2 separate regions of the Homo sapiens genome follow, and region 2 is linked to region 1. A link is a loop called in an ENCODE intact Hi-C map of the cell type or tissue named here. Cell type or tissue: mammary epithelial cell. All regions are shown on one strand. Links, peaks and the distances in the headings refer to the core of each region. The heading gives the core; the rest is flanking DNA. Region 1 has its middle 18 kb from the start of LINC01436. Region 2 overlaps RUNX1 (RUNX family transcription factor 1).

Evidence for each region. Peaks named below come from ENCODE experiments on the same cell type or tissue, not always from the same donor. Only the 100,000 strongest peaks of a DNase experiment are listed, where the experiment ranks them.
Region 2: it touches region 1 in a loop (13-fold over the local background); 14 of 110 quality-filtered maps call a loop at or near these places.

The regions. Positions count from the first base shown.
Region 1 is chr21:36,022,124-36,025,036 of GRCh38, forward strand. No RefSeq gene overlaps it. Among named protein-coding and RNA genes, the nearest start is that of LINC01436, 18 kb to the left of the region's middle. In mammary epithelial cell, for the core only: no CTCF peak of the experiment used is centred there; a DNase peak (open chromatin) is centred at 1,608; H3K27ac peaks cover 840 bases.
Region 2 is chr21:34,883,572-34,886,484 of GRCh38, forward strand. All of the region lies in intron 4 of RUNX1 (RUNX family transcription factor 1), which reads right to left. It overlaps RUNX1-AS1 (RUNX1 antisense RNA 1), which reads left to right. Exons shown (of 2, transcript NR_186614.1): 2 at 1-1,481. Among named protein-coding and RNA genes, the nearest start is that of RUNX1-AS1, 49 kb to the left of the region's middle. RefSeq lists an enhancer at 2,283-2,913. In mammary epithelial cell, for the core only: no CTCF peak of the experiment used is centred there; no DNase peak of the experiment used is centred there; H3K4me3 peaks cover 2,500 bases; H3K27ac peaks cover 2,500 bases.

The DNA of each region.
Region 1 (2,913 bases), core at 252-2,751:
CCAGGTTCATTCTTTCTGCCTCAGCTTCCTGAGTAGCTGGAATTACAGGCATGCATCACCACAACCAGCTAATTTTTGTATTTTTAGTAGAAATGGGGTTTTGCCATTTTGGCCAGGCTGGTCTCGAACTTCTGACCTCAAGTGATCCACCCAGCTCAGCCTCCCAAAGTGCTGGGATTACAGGCGTGAGCAACCATACCCGGCTTAGGAAAAAAAAAAATTATTTACAAAAATAGAAACTGGCCATAGTTTGCCAACTCCTGGTATAGAGTTTTCTATAACATCAAAGTGGCTCTTGGTATGTGACTGTTCCAGAATTATCCCAGCATAGCAGATATGAGGTGGTACTTCCTATGAGCTCTGCCATCCTCAGTCCCTGGACTGTGTCATTTCCTTTGGGCATGTGCACATACACCCCTGGAACATGGAGGAAGGCATATTAATAGCGGGTAGTATGGATTTAAAAGCCTCAGAACCGTGTCATTGATGCTATGCTCTGTTCCTGGAAGTGAAAATGCACAGAGGAACCAGCTGGTACAGTATGATGACAACAGATTTAGGGTACCCAGTCACCATTCACTGCATGGCCTCAGTCACGTTATCCCTGCTCTCTGGGCCTCAGTTTAATCAGATGATTCTCATTTGCTGGCTATATGATGTCCTGCTCTGGAAAAGCATGTAGCTTAGAAATGAGACTGCATGTGAAGGTATTACACCACCCCCCGTGGATGGCTGCCACCATCCTTAAGCATATTTTCATCCAGAAGAATAAACATCCTTAGAGAAATACACATGAAATGCAAAGCTTGAAGTCATAACTCAATGCATAACAACCTGCAAACCAGTACAGGCTTATGAGCTAGCTAATAAAATAAATCATAGTCATGTTTTTCAAATGACTTTTCATGTGTTGTCATTACTTCTCCGACGTACTGTAAATTAACTGTGAAGTGCTACTTCCTGCAGGGAGGTTTTCTTTCCCCTCCCAAATATAAAGAGGTTGTAAGGCTAAAGAATGCAGACATGCATCATGTCTGCGAAAATCATTTTTTAAAAAGATCAAATGTAATATTTTCTTTCAACATGGACAACTGCTTTGAGATTTTCCATTCAAGCAGCCTTGAACACAGCCTCCAGCGTTTGCCAATTACTCCTGACAAATACCATTTGGGCCTGAGTGATGTTGTAAGTGAAATAAAACAGTGGAAGGAAAAAAACCAGAACATGATAAAAGGAATTTTTTTTGGTCTGCTGAGAACTTACTGTAAGTTATACATTCAGGAGTGAAGGCCCTGCTTCCTGCCAGTGACGGACTCCATGTGAGCTGGAGTTTGAAGGTGACTTTTGTTTGACAGTAATAGGAAGGGAAGACAAAACTCAGTTTTCATGTCCCTTGAAAGGGAGTCAGCCCTTTTTTCTCCCTCATAAAGAGGAAAAAAAAGTATATAAACAAAAGAAGAGAAAAAGAGGCACTAGGCCCTGTTCCCTGTCATTCTGCACAATACGCACTAATGGCTGAAAACAATCCCATGAAATCAGCGTGGCCAGCATGCCCGGGCGGCCAGCAGCCCCACCTGCCTCCGTACCTGAGCTCTGAGCATGTTAGAACCAGCTGAAGGCAACCAAAGCCACAGGAAAGAGAGGGCACAGCCAACTTTCAAAGTGCAGTCATCTGGTCCCACCCCCACCCCCCTACCCCCATCTCTCCTGAAGTTTCCTCCTTTTTTTTTTTTTTTTTGAGACAGAGTCTCCCTCTGTTGTACACGCTGGAGTGCAGTGCTGCAATCTCGGCTCCTGCAACCTCCACCTCCTGGGTTCAAGTGATTCTAGTGCCTCAGCCTCCCGAGTAGCTGGGATTACAGGCACCCACCACCACACTCGACTAATTTTTGTATTTTTAGTAAAGACGGGGTTTCACCATGTTGACCAGGCTGATCTCAAACTCCTGATCTCAAATGATCTGCCCGCCTTGGCCTCCCGAAGTGCTGGGATTACAGGTATGAGCCACCGTGCCTGGCCAAGTTTCCTCCTTTTCTGAGGTTCCTGTCCCAGAATCTATGATGGCCAAGACAAAGCAAAGGTGAAGACTGCTCCCCCTCCACCACTGCCTTTCCCAACATCCTTCTCTGCTTGTTCTTTAAGATTCCAGTGAAACTCAACCTTGACCTCAGTGCTGTGGGGAATCAGAGAGCAGCCAGGGGAAACGACTGGAAAGAGGCTGGGTGGTAACTGGGCACAGTGGCTCATGCCTGTAATCCCAGCATTTTGAGAGACAAAGGTGGGAGGATCACTTGAGGCCTAGAGTTTGAGACCAGTCTGGGCAACATGGTGAGACCCCCGTCTCTACAAAATATTTTTAGAATTAGCCAGGTGTGGTGGTGCGTGCCTGTAGTTCCAACTGCTCAGGAGACGGAGGCAGGATGGTTGCTTGAGCTCACGAATTTGAGGCTGCAGTGAGCCATGATTGGCCGTTGCACTCCAGCCTGGGCAAAAGAGCAGGACCCTGTCTCTCAAGGCTGAGAGGGTACCAAGTGCCCACATGGTATCCAGCAGACCAGGACCCAGAGCTGGTCTGTCTATACCAGCCACGAACCTTGGACAAGGAAGGGACTTTGCTAGCTAATAAAAATAAGCTGGACTGACTGACTGAGCTGGACTTTCCCCATCTGTTGGGGGAGACTATTGTAGCCACTGAGGATGAAACTGATTCAGGGCTGGCAGCCTGTCGTACTGTGCTGGCACCTGGAAATGCTAAGTCAATGCCACGGTCCAGTCTGAACATCCTGGGACCCCTCCACTCAGGGTGCACCAGTCCTAATGCACCTGTGGAGCTCGGCGATTTTGTAACCACACTGCTGCACTGGGATCTATTTTTCCCGGTGAATGAAAAACTCACAAATGTGAGTGATTTAG
Region 2 (2,913 bases), core at 218-2,717, 1.1 Mb before region 1:
CAATAGGTAAGGAAACACAAACATTTACATTTTAACACAGACCAAACAGGCAAGAAGGGACTTGCTGGCCAAAGATATCTCATATTTTGTTTTACTTCTCTGTTTTTAAAGTATCAGGAAGTTGGGCCAAATATCAACTCTCTTCTATATTACATGGACCTCCCAATACTGTTCTTGGCTAGCCTGTTCACGGTCCAAACTGGCATTTTAAACCAATTCTAATTAGGTTGAAATTACAGTTACAATTCATTTACTTCAAATCCGTTAACCTTCCAGTGTTGCAAAGAAGGCTGTGGAGTGGAACACAGAATTCAGCTGAGATGATATTTAAGGCATAGCTAGGGACTGTGATCTTGCCGACAAAAATATTACTTATTTCCTTTTTATGAAAAGAATATTACCATCAGAATCCAAGACCTCCGAACTTCCCTGCTGAAGGCACGTTTACGTCTTTGGACTCTGGTGTACCAGGGCCTGAACAAGCTATAACACCATGGTATTACCAAATACATCCTAAGTCATCAAAACAGCTTTTTAGGCTAATTCTGTAAGTACAGCAAAACACACAGCAAACTTAAGGTTTTCTTAGTAGTAAAAAACATGTATCTCTCATACTGTAAAAAATAAAGGTGTTCCATGGGAGGGAAGGAGTAGGGGGAGAACAGGTTGGGGCTCAAAATAAGCAAGTAGGGTTATTGTAATCTATTTTAAAGAAAATTCATAATTTTAAATCTCTCTTTAGTTCAGAAGATTGACGTAGAGGATTTACCTACAGAACTTCAGGAGATTCCTAAGAAGGCCTTCAGTGATCTTTTCATCAATATCATCAGGCCTTATCATTGTTTCACATTTGCTTCTCTTTACCATAGGGAATATAATAATTATTTACTGGTTAACTTCCTAGGGAGATTGCCTGCGGCTTATTTAAGATCCAAATTTTAAAGTAATAATTTCTGTTGAAGCTGCTTGTGAGGTGGTTGGGTGGGCAGATAGAGTGAAGCCAGGGACACACACTAAATGAGCCCGGGATGTAGGCAGGTTTTGATGTTTTGCTTGCTTTTATCCCTAACATTTTATCCCTTCACGTTTACTGTCTCACTGAACATTTTGTCTACTCTTCTAGTTATGCAGTGAGCAGGTCTCCTCCAGGAAGAAGCCTCTTTTTATGAGGATTGGGGTGGTGACAGACAATAATCAAATGGTCTGATTTCTCTGCTATCCTTTCCTTTCCCCTAAATGTTCTCAGGGGATCTGCTTGAACTTTTTTCAAGAGCTCTGTATTTGGATTTTTAGTAGCCTATAGATTATCACTCAATAAAACAAATTAATTGTTTTTAAGTGAATTGCCAAAAGTCATTTTAAAAAGGAAACTCTATGGTTATTATGGTTTCTGCTAGAAAGAATTCTGACAGCTCATAAAAGCAATATGTATAATTTTTCATTTTTTAGAAGAAAATAAATACTTTCATGTAATGGCTTGAGACTCTGAATTGCTCCAATTCCTGAAGATTATTTATTAATCATTTAGTCTTTTAATATATTTGAGTGTGGGTTCCCTGGCAGAGGAGGGAGTTCAGAAGAGACCCTGATTTCCCCCCCAAAAGGAAGCCACAAATCTCTTAGAGCCCTAGTGCATTGGGGCAGCCAGGTTTTAATGGCCTTTGGTGGTTATCAGCCCGTCTTGCCTCTGCTCTTTATCTGATAGTGACCCCATGGCCCAACCCTGTTGGGTCCCCTCTCAATGCGGGTGCCCTAAAGAGTCATCGCTGAGTCCATTTAGGCAAAGGGTTAGAATGATTTAAAAGTAAAATGGTCTCCCAAACCCAAATCTAAGTAAACGGAGGGAGGGAAAAAAGAGTCAAGCAAGCCACCACGTTCCTTCGTTCCTTCTCCTCATTTCCACCCCCACTAAAAAACAAAACAAACAAAAAAAACTGCTTTTAGAAAAGTGAGTGGAAAAAGAGGCCAATCTATAGACACAGCCAACTGCAAATTTCGTTTTGTTTTAGAAATCACAATCTAAGTGTGGAAACTGTATAAAGCTTAAAAATAACCGCAACAATACTTTTTTAAAAAGTGAATATTCGTCGTTGTAATAAGATCAAGACCCAGCTGAGGCTTGGAACTATAAAAAGCTTATATTAAATTAATCTCCCTTTAAAGGGGACAATTATTTAAACTTTTTTTTTAGTAGCTTATCTTTACACTTGGAACCACCTGCCTTGATTCGCCCTTTAAACGAACAGGAAATGACCCGCACTGATTTTACTTAGTCGCATCTTTTCAAACCCACCAAAGACAAAACAGAATCTCCACTGCAGAAATTAAATTCCTACTGCTTGCTGCTAGTGTAGTAGGGTGATTGTTTAGAAACGCCTGGGGTTGTTTTCATACCCCTGTTGAAGGTCAAGGTTTTTAAAGGCAGCTCAAAGCTTTGGGGATGATCAGGGGTGAAAAGTGAAGGGAGATCTTTGGAGCCGCCGCGCTGAAGTCTCCGGCTACGCGCCGCCCCCTCCTCTAGCAGGAAAGCGGGCCGCTGGGACCCCTGGCTCTCCGAAAACAGCCTCGTCACCTTTCGCTACCCCTGGCTTAATCTAGGTGAGCTGATGATAGCATTCAGAACGGTTCCGGGAAAAGAAACAGGATTCGATACTTGCGGCTTCTGGCAGGAGCAGGCTAAAAAGCTCAGAGAACTCTTCAGAAAACTTTTGCAAACTTAACTACGCCCGCTGTGGACTTTGGACATGCTAATTCCTATAGGGCGGTTAGAGAAGGGGAAAAAAAATCCCTGACAGTTTCCCTAGTTAGTTTCTTTTCACTGACTTGAAGGCAGAAAAGTCTTACTATTTTATTTCCTGATCCTTTCATCTGAGGAAGACAAAATGGTTTGGGTGTTAATCCAGCGGTAGGGGC